Regions from separate parts of the Homo sapiens genome. Here region 2 is linked to region 1. A link is a loop called in an ENCODE intact Hi-C map of the cell type or tissue named here. Cell type or tissue: ascending aorta. All regions are shown on one strand. Each heading gives the region's core, and the rest is flanking DNA. Links, peaks and the distances in the headings are about the cores only.

What was found. Peaks named below come from ENCODE experiments on the same cell type or tissue, not always from the same donor. Only the 100,000 strongest peaks of a DNase experiment are listed, where the experiment ranks them.
Region 2: it touches region 1 in a loop (3-fold over the local background); 4 of 110 quality-filtered maps call a loop at or near these places.

What each region holds. Positions count from the first base shown.
Region 1 is chr10:15,723,023-15,728,407 of GRCh38, reverse strand. No RefSeq gene overlaps it. Among named protein-coding and RNA genes, the nearest start is that of ITGA8, 5.8 kb to the right of the region's middle. In ascending aorta, for the core only: a CTCF peak has its summit at 2,479 (motif pointing right); a DNase peak (open chromatin) is centred at 2,553; H3K4me3 peaks cover 2,180 bases; H3K27ac peaks cover 4,149 bases.
Region 2 is chr10:15,784,808-15,790,192 of GRCh38, reverse strand. MINDY3 (MINDY lysine 48 deubiquitinase 3) reads left to right here. Exons shown (of 15, transcript NM_024948.4): 12 at 874-946; 13 at 3,545-3,632. All of the region lies in intron 1 of LOC124902383 (a long non-coding RNA gene), which reads right to left. Among named protein-coding and RNA genes, the nearest start is that of ITGA8, 68 kb to the right of the region's middle. In ascending aorta, for the core only: no CTCF peak of the experiment used is centred there; no DNase peak of the experiment used is centred there; H3K4me3 peaks cover 350 bases; H3K27ac peaks cover 5,000 bases.

The sequences.
Region 1 (5,385 bases), core at 187-5,186:
ATGGGATCAGGTATGGAATTTTCCACTTATGATGTCATGTTTCGTGCTCAAAAAGTTTTGCATTTTTGAATATTTCAGATTTGCGATTTTTGGATCAGAAATGTACCTATAAAATGCAACCTGTACCTGTATTTTACAAATGGGGAAACTGACGGATAGAGATGGTAAGTAACGTGCCCAGCGTCCTACAGGTAGGTGGCAAAAACAGGCCAGGGAAGTAAGTATCTGGCTTTAGAATCCATGCTCTTAATGGTCATGCTCTTCTGCCTCTCCGAGGATGAACAGCACTGGTTTCCAAGCAGAATCACACCGTAACTACACTGGGCAGGATTTAGAGCTCAAGAGAGAAAGGCTCATATGTTTAGAGTTCATCTCTCACCTCCCACAAGTGAGATGCAGATGAGTAAGGTCAGACAGTGACTGAAAGCTAGATAGACCATCCTGACCTTCCTTTGAAAAGAACTACAATTTGGATCCCTTCTGTCTCTGGAATTACCATTATTTTGCTGACTTGGTGTGATCATATGTAGTGGCAAATAGTTTTTCAGGAATTTTGTAGGAAGTCACTCTAACATCTACTTTGAGCAAGTCCAACAGGCAAATTGAAAAATGGGCTAAGTTCAATCCATTTGGCTTATTTTTTTTCTCCTTCCAGTAATGCTACTTGGCGTCTTTTTTCTTTTTGAGAATATTTTAACTTTCATCTGCTGGTTTTAATTTAACTTGTCATATTTCTATTTTTTTTGTACATGGGACCAGAGGCCTTTGGGAAAAGAACCCACTTTTTAATACATTAACACAATAAAAACAAGGAAGATCAATTTAAGTCAATGAGTTACGTTTTAGGCAAGCTCAGTAGAAGACAGGAATTCACTTCCAACTTTCAAGTTGTTCGAAGACTTCTAGCTCTAAAAACAGGCTAAGGCATTCTTACACGGAGATAATTAAAATGGTCAAGGCCATCGTCTTGGATAACTTAGGAAGATGCCATCATGGAGACTGTTACATGATAAGTAAGAGGCCTTTTTACTAAGTTACATAGAGAACAAAATGCAGATGCCATGGATGGCATGTGGCATTTTATGGGGGCAGTAAATGTCTTAACTTGTGTATTAGTCTCTTTTCATGCTGCTGATGAAGACATACCTGAGACTCGGTAATTTATAAACAAAAAGAGGTTTAATGGACTCACAGTGCCACGTGGCTAGGGAGCCTCACAATCATGGCAGAAGGTGAAAGGCACTTCTTACATGGCGGCAGGAAAGAGAGAATGAGGACAAAGTGAATGGGGAAACCCCTTATAAAACCATCAGATCTCATGAGACTTATTCACTACCATGAGAACAGTATGAGGGAAACTGCCCCCATGATTCAATTATCTCCCACTGGGTCCCTCCCACAACATATGGGAATTATGGGAGCTACAATTCAAGATGAGATTTGGGTGGGGACACAGTGAAACCATATCAACTTGGTCCGATGTGCTCAGATGAATTCTGCTAAGATTGAACTTCTCTAAATCAGTGGCCCCAGACAAGCCATAGAATTCCTTGTCTTCCAGATCTGGGTAAGGAGTGTTACGATCACAGGCATATATTTTTTAAGTCATGCCATGAACAGTTTGTTTTATTCTCTGGCTTAACTCATGGCTTTAGTCTTCTCTGATGAAAAATATCTCATAAAGCCTTCCCCGTCTTACCTCCAGCCCCATCATTCTCTCACACCACACCCCGTTAGTTTCAATCCTGGCATTTATCCATCTGGCATTTATCCATTTAATTACATTCTGCTCAGTTTGCTTGATTGTTCACCACCTAGCACACCTCACTAGACTGTATGCTCATGAAGGGAGGAACTATATCTTTTTAGCTTAATACTGCATCACCAGAGCTTGCATGGTGCCTGAGACAAAATTGGTGCCCATATTTGTTAAAAGGATAAAAACAATGAATAAGTAAATCAAAATCAGGAAGCCAAGTGAGGTTGAGCAGGACATAGTCTTTGCATGGATCACAGTGACAACTAATTTGGACTTTGTCATTAGTTGGGAAAATATTATTTTTATTTTCATGGGACACTTTCTCCCTCCGAGTCTCCCTGCCTGTCTTCCTTCCTTCCATCTTTCCTTCCTTCTCCCTTCCTTCTTTCCCTCCTTTCCTTCCTCCCTCCCTCCCTCTCTCCCTGCCAGTGTTCCTTTGTTCTTTCCTTCTTTCATTCCTTGCTTCCTTCCTTTCCTCCCTCCCTCCCTCCCTTCCTTTCTGTTTCTTTTTTTCTTTTTCACCTAATGATTTGCAAAGCTATAACAAGGAAATAAAAATCTTAATAAATGTGGGAGAGATTAAATCAATGTTTGTAAACTTTTTAATAAAAAATATTTTTAAAATCCATTTGTAAGAATTATCAAAATTGTAAGGCCAAAGCATTTTTCACAAGGAAGGTTTGTATTATTCCTGGAAAATCCCACACACTTGAATAAGATCACAGACACTAGAGGGCAGTCCTAGACACCCTGTGGTTCTCCTAAAGGCAAACTAAGCACAGCAACTTAGCCTGGGGTTTTAAACACACTGTTATCAATGCATCAGTTGCTCCGGCCTTCACCCGCTTCTGCAACTGAAGGACTTCCCCACTTATTTGTAGGAGGCATTGGGTGTGTCATCTGAGTCCTGTAGCCTCCCCCAGGAGCTGAGTAAAGTGGTGTCTGGCTGCTTTAGAAGCCTATACCTCCCTGATTGTCCAGAACCACATCTATTGCTGCTGTTACCTGGGGTCCATGAAGGTGCCTGCAGCCCTGTGTTCACAGACGCCTACACTTTCAAGTCCTGGGGCGTGCACGGGTGGGAAGAATGCACCACTTCTCATCTTGCCCTTTTTGCCGAGGACCAGGGTGGTGCTGCTCTGAACCCTAGCACTTTATGGTGACTCAGTTTTTTTGTCATAAAATAAAAACCTTGAACATTCCTGCAGGCCCTCTCCCCACCCCCCACCCTTTGCACTGGACTCCAACATGAGTCCCTTGGGGAACTGGAATTCTCAATTGCCAGACTCCTAATTTACGGCTTAGATGCTATGAGTTCCCTTCTCCTCTCAAAAGTTTCCTGTAGTCCTTTTGGCCAATAGTTACTAAATGATCCAGCCCACCAACCCAACACACATGTGTAGGTCTTTCAGCATACTGGAGTGAACTGACCCTGTGGAAACATGTAAATCACTCAAGATCCTGATTACAAACTCAGCCCTCTCCACCCACAAGGGCTGTGAATCTCAGGAAGATTTATCCTCAAATGTCAATGCTTTGGAAGAACATAGCTTTCCACAGTTACCTTCCCTTTGGAGGAAGAATTCTTTTACTTTTATTTTTGTTTAAAGCAGAGCTGCTTTTCAAGGCTTGTTCTAAAAAGAGATCAAACTGGAGTCTGGTTTTGACTAGTGGGAATTTTCCTTCAGCTAAACCAACTGTTGGCTGTGCTTGAACTCCCGCCAATACAGGGGCCAGTGCTACAGCACTTTTAAGTTAAAAGTGGCTAATAAAATCATGAAGGAAAACCATAAAAGAGAATTACAAACAAAATCATCAAAAAGAAAAAAAAATGGTTTTACTATGGGTGAAATTCACCCTCCAGGGACCGAATAGAAAATTTGCAGACATAAGCTGATGTCAGCAGAGACACCTGACACATTTAAAAGTCTTTTCCCCTCAGTAAGTTTAACCATCCAGTTTCTACTAATCAGTTGTTTCTAATATTGCAGGAAAGCTGAGTTCAGTTGGGCAGAAAAAAAATCTGACATAACCTCAATTATCCATTTTCTAAGTAGAGACTGAAAAGCTACCTTCCATTCCTGGTGCATTGATTTTTAAAGCTGATGGAGCCTCCGAGCACACATTGCATTCACACTGGCTTATTCTGTAAATAGTTTAAAATATTTGAAATGTGGTTCTATTAATGAAATAATTATATTGACACTTTCACACCTCTTGATTTTAAGGCATGATCATATCACATAAAGAAATAGATTGAAACACAATCAGAAATAATAATTGGTCATTAAGTTAGACATGTTTTTGATTGAAAAGTATGCACTAACTGGTTAAATGGTCTGGCATTTCTATTTTTAAGTACTTCGTACATGGCTACAACTCAGACATCATTTTTTTCCCCTGTGGTACTCTTTACTTGTTTATTTTTGGAAAGTTTGGGCCAAATCTGTTCCATCTTTGACCTTTGGGTTCTTTTCTTTTCTTTTTAGGGAAAGAACTATGTATACCTTTCCCAGTACGAAGCATACACATATGCTCACATGGATGATAAACAACTCGCAGACTTGCTTTTCTGACAAATAAATCAGTGCTGGTAGATCTTTAAAATGTCAAACTTCTCATTCAGCATGAGACCTGTCACTGTCCATGTGTTTTTTTGACGAGTCCCCAGATCTTACCAATTGGCATGGTTCCCGTATGTCAGAATGATGAAATGTACAAGACACCTATTCAGACTTATCCCTTCTCTACAATTATTGCAATTGGGTATTTTTTTTTTCCTGGCTTCTTGGAAGGTTTACTACTCTCCCAGGCTTTTGGCCTCCCAGGGAGGTCAAAGAGCTTGGAGTTAGTTTGCGTTCCCTCCAAAACACCAAGGTGCAGCCAAACCTTTTTCCACGACCTCTCGGAAAAGTACACAGCAGCTTTATGCCATCTCTCAAGGACTAATCATAGGCATGCCCAGAGGGCAGCCCAGAATAGCTTACTACCTCTAGAAAGGTGGCTTCTCATTATTATCATGGCTTTAAAACCTGATTCCTTATAGATCTAGTAGCATGAGGAACTGGTTTTGGCATTTGATAGGGTTAAAATAGTACGACTTACTTGCCCTGTAAACATGCATATTATTTTACCTCCCCAAACTTTAATGTCCTCATCTGTAAAGCAGAAAGTGACCATATTAAGAATATAGACTTATGTAAGTCAACAGCAAGTATGTTTTAGAACACAGAAATAAGAATATACCTAATTATGTGTCAGTAAACAGATTTTTTTTCCCTTATCTACTCTATTTTTGTTGTTGTTGTTTTGAGACAGAGTCTCACTCTGTCACCCAGGCTCGAGTGCACTGGCATGATCTCGGCTCGCTGCAACCTCCGTCTTCCAGATTCAAGCAATTCTCCTGTCTCAGCCTCCTGAGTAGCTGGAATTATAGGCATGTGCCACCACACCCAGATAATTTTTGTATTTTTAGTAGAGAGGGGATTTCACTATGTTGGCCAGGCCGGTCCCAAACTCCTGGCCTCAAGATGATCCACCAGCCTCTGCCTCCCAGAGTGCTGGGATTACAGGCATGAGCCACCATGCCCAGCCTCTCACTCTATTTTTGAACAAAAAGACTAAAA
Region 2 (5,385 bases), core at 258-5,257, 62 kb before region 1:
AAGAGCAACTGCACACTTTATTCTGTAGTTTGATTATAGGAGCAGGGCTTTTGGACATCTTGTTCTCCATGGCAAGATTTTTTTTTTAATCATCTAATCCCTGAAGGACATTGGAAGCTGATTTAAAGCTGAGACAATCTTCAGGAATGAGTAAATGGATAGGGAAAATTGGGCACTGTACATTTAAGGAATAAACAACTTTTGTTTAAAACCACTCTCATTTCAAACTACCCCACAAGGACTTTGTGTGTGTCATGGTCTGTTGCATCATCAGAGTTTGGACCATTTTCCATAAAGTAGTCATCATCAGCATTAGTTTGACTCTTCATTTCAGGGCTGTTTTTTTTAAACCTACAGCTTTCATTTAAATCACCAAGTCTGTTTTAGAATACCTTTGCTGTTAATCTGTCAGTTGTCTAAGTATCAGTGGATCACTGACATTCCTTCAAGAAACTAAATAACATTGTGACAAAGGGAATTTGTTGGTAAAGAATTATTTTAATTGAATTGTTAAATGCAAATGTAAAGGTTTACTTTGTTTATTGAAAGATAAACCTAAGATTTTAAGTAGAAAAATATTTTACCCACTTAACGCTGTAACACTGTTTAAAGATCAAGTAATTTGACTTTAAGCTTTCGTCGGAGTTCTCAAGTTAAAAAATATTTTTAAGTATTTGCCGATGTTTCCAAGAAAACAAATAGAAGAGGGTCTCTAATAGCAATAGGCACTATGCCTAAAATAAACTTAAGGAATAGTATGTTAACTCTTTGTATTTTTTATGCGATTTTTTTTTCCTGGAACCTGATCAGCATTAATAGCATTTCTTGAAGTAAATTCTTATTTCAAGTTGTTTCTGATTTTTTCCCCCCTAGATAATGGATTCATACCCGATTCACTTCTGGAAGATGTGATGAAAGCATTGGACCTTGTTTCAGATCCTGAATAGTAAGCTAAATAGGAAGTGTTATTTAGCCAACTCAAAAAGATTCGATTAAGTTTAAGACATATTGTACATTTTTTGCCTTTTTAAAAATCTATATCTGCATATATGAAGCATAGCAATCTATGTAAGGCAAAGATTAAGAAATCGAACTAATCCAATATTATAGCAGACTTGACATACTTAAATTGAGTTTCCTTTCCCACCCAGCAATTACTGTCCTGCTTTTTAAAAAATGCTAAAAGTGTCTTTCTATAAACTTTAAAAAGTTTCTCTGCAAACACTTCCCCACGTCTTAAAATTTTATGTGACATTAGTATCTTCAGTAAAGTAATGACGGTTCTGTGTAGATGGTGCTAGTTGCCCTGCTTAAATAACCAGCAGGCCTCTGACTTTCCCTCTTAAATAAAGATGATCAAAGATATCTAACATTTCTAAATGATTAAATTAACTGACCTGAAACTTTTAGGGATGGCTGCAATATATTATGGCATATCGTTTTTCAGTATTTTCTTAGGATCCTGTCATTGTCTTCATTCTCACTGTTATGTTTTATGCATTGTTACATCTACAACTTCCTCTGTAGATTAAGATCTTTAGTTATTATCCATGAAAAAATAACTCTTCTTAAGTGGATACATGTATTGATCAAATATGGGAATAAAAGTTAAGATAGGACCTTTACTCCTTTTTTCAGCATAGTTTTTCCTTCTGCAAGTTTTTCTAAGAATGCAAAAACTTGAGCTTATCAAACATAATGAAAGAGTTCAGCAAAAGCAACAGGAAACATTGGTAGACACCGTTTTTAGAATTTGGTCTTGTTCCGTTTTTAGATGAGTTCAGTCATACTTTCTTTGAAAGTATGCAATACACATAAACTAGCCACATCTGAATTAATGTGTCTCAAGCTTACTACTCAGAGCTGTGATTTCATCCATTCTCAATAGTTAGAAATATTAATAAATGAATAATTGTTTTCAATTTAAAGAGAAATTCAGAGTGTTGAACTAGTCCAACAAATGGTATGATAGTAATTACTATACTTCTTCTAACTTTATTTCCAAGTAGAGACCATGTTGTTTACACTGCTCTAATTTACAAAAGAGAATTAACTCAAGTAATTTTTGTTACTGACCAGCCTAAGACAAGGAAGAGAAAGAAGAAAGTTTTTTTTTTTCCAAATTCTTCCATAGCTATATATCATCTACCTAATTTTCCTTGTTTTATCAGATGGAAAACGTACCTTGAATCATGAAGTTAGTACAATTGATTCAATCAGGTTGTTTTTCTTGAAGTAGTTGAAAGATTGGACTGAAGTATTCACTCTACTTTGGCCTATTTACAACTGTAATACAGAATGGCCCATGAAATAACTGGGCCATCCTAAGGATTAAATGAATTAAACACAAATGACCCTGCCTTCATTTGTTTCATCATAACTTCCCGGCCTTACTCAGACTCATTAAAATGCCATATCCTTTGTACAGTATACTATACAAGAATGATAGCCACAGGCCCACAAAAGTATCTCACAGGGCCAATACTAGACGTCAGGTAGGAGGTCTGTGAGGCAGCCTGACCCAGGTGTTTCCGGGAGAGATGGCTATGTCAGCGCAGATGCAGCTTTCATAAACCTTAAAACATAGCTTACCCTCACAAGAATAGCTTTAACTCCTTTTGTGAAAGGCACACCTGGTAACTGACCCAGACCGAAGAGGCAAACTGAAAGGAGAGAAGTTGCCCCTGAGGAAGGTGGTTGACTAGAACCACCTGAAATCCCCAAACACAACACTTTGCATGTTGTGTAGTAAGGTAGATTTAACTTGGCCTTTATAGTTTGAGATAGCAAGGAAAATAAAACTTTTCTGAAGACTATTTTCATTTTTAAACCCATTAAACTGCAGTCTGCCTTCTTCTGCCTTCTTCTTCCTTCTTTCTAGTCACACATAACACCACCTGTCACCAGCCTTGGTACACCTGCATTGTAAGGGCTGGTATGCACTTTAGGCTGCTGCTGGACCAATACAGTATATATCAGTCACTGTCATTCATGACGCATTAGCTCTTTGAGAATTAATGTAGCTCTTTAACCTTCAAATTACATTGTCTATGAATTTTAAGCTGCTATCTCATTTAGTTTTTAAAAGTAAGCTTTTTAAGAGATGTTTTCTATTATCTGATGTACCACTGCCTTTTGACCCTGTATTTTAAGCCCAAGGAGAAAAAGAAAAACATTTTGTTAGTTAAATGCCTCATTTGTTAAATTCAGGCATACCTATGAAGCAAAGAGAATTTGCCTTTGGGAAGTTACAAGCTTGAGTTTATAAACCTTGGTTTTTAAATTACTTTACCTAATAAGGAACAATATTCCAAAGTCATCACAATTTAAATTTTAAATAGTAACAGATTACTCTAGTTTAAAAATAACCAAGTTTGGCAAATTAGATGTCATTCCTGTGTATTTGTCATTAAGGTTCTAAAAAGAACAGCTCTTAGTGTTTTTGGCAGCCGAATGTGTTGTAGTACCAGTAATTTAATCATGAAAGAAAAGCAGCTTTTTTTTTTCCTCTGGTATCCACTGTTTTTCTTCTTTCTCCCCGTAGTATAAATCTCATGAAGAATAAATTAGATCCAGAAGGATTAGGAATCATATTATTGGGCCCATTTCTTCAAGAATTTTTTCCTGATCAGGTAACATAGTTGAGGAAATATATTCATTGTTATTCTGTTGGGATGATTACCTGTGATTGTTTGCAGCATTTTCTCTTTCTGTACAATGTCCTAATGCGCAGATATGAGACTGAGAAAACACCGTTACATGGAAACCTTCCCAGACAGAGGGAATGTGTGTTCGAATACGGTAACGCAGTGCCTTGATGGGGAGGGCAGCAGAAGATGACGCAGACACCAGTCTATACACATAATGATACGGAGAGAACAGTTCGGAAGTTTGAGGAGTAAAAAGAGAAAGATTCTCTTTCTCCACTCCCACCCCCACTTTTCTTCTCTCAGGAAGCTGTTAAATACTGTGAGAAGAGGTCAAGGTGGCTGTGGGTAGTAGAAGCCCCTAGCTAGTGAAGCTAAGCTCCTGGAGAATTAAAACCTAAGTGGGTCTGGGCCGTTTCCCATTGGGACATGTCTTCCACTGGGCTTTGATAGGAGCTCAGTTACCTGGAATAGCAGAGGCATCTGGGCCAACCTGAATGTTTTTGAGTTGTATCTGCATCATTGGCAAGCCAGTTCTATATCCAATACCCATCTTTCTGTCTTTGTTCTCTAAGTGAAGCATTTTACCACTAAATCAAATTACTTAACTAGATAACAGATATCATGGTCATTTTATCAGATATCAGTATAGTTTGCACTGAAGTTCATTGTTGCAATAGACATTCCAATTTCTATTTTACCGCTATTATTAGAGAGACATATTGACAAATAGAAAAAATTTAAAAGCAAGAGGGAAAATTTCAAAATATAATTACTAAAATTCAGAATGTAATTGTTAAAAAAGATTGTTAAACTCAAGATAAAATTGTTAAGAAAGAGGTAAGATTCAAAAAGTAACTGAGGATATCACAATGTAGACAATGTAGACTACTGGACTTCTTAAAACTTTGGTCTTAAAGCCTTCATGAAAAATTAGATTTTATTGTCCGACATTAGACCCTTCAGTGTGATATCCTCTTTGTTCACATTCTGACTGGATATCTGGATTAATAATACATTATACCATCTTAAACTTTGAGACAGTATTAATTTTAATTATATTTCAAGGCTGCTATCGGAACTTTTGATAGAAATGTTGATTCTTAGTTATAATAAAAAGAATATTCCTGTTTTTAATTTAATTTGGGGAAGATTTTGAAAAGTGAGAAATGTAAAGTGAGACAGTTACTTGTAGTAATTTTTTAGGTAAAAAGAGGGTTCTAGTCCCTTCTCTTTCGCCTGTAACAGACATTTCCATTTGGTTGTACTGTTTGTTGCCTCTGTGTTCCTCTCTCACTGTTTACTTGTTGCCTGCTATTCTGAAGACACTCTCCACCTGGGCCTGGTTTGTCTCATTGTCTGTATAGTTCATGCTGTTTGCCTCCCACGAGCATGTGATCCTGCTCTTGGTTACCTTTAGAGCAGTGAGTTCTCAGTATGATCTCCAAGAGCTTGTTAGAAATGCTAATTCTCAGGTTTCTCCCTGAAGCAGAGACTTTAAGGGTGGGTGCAGCAATGTGGTCTAACAAGCCCTGCAAGTGATCTGGAGGCCCAAGTTAGAGAACAGCTGCTTTAGAGGAAGACCTGTCACAGTCCCACCTATTCCCATCTGTTCCCATCCTATAGCAGCTCAGACGCCCTCGGTGTCATAGATCTTTTCCGATCATGCCCTACATACCACTGATGTCCCCTTTCCCCTGTAGCCACAAAATGCATAGTGACTCAACACTCCTTTTGG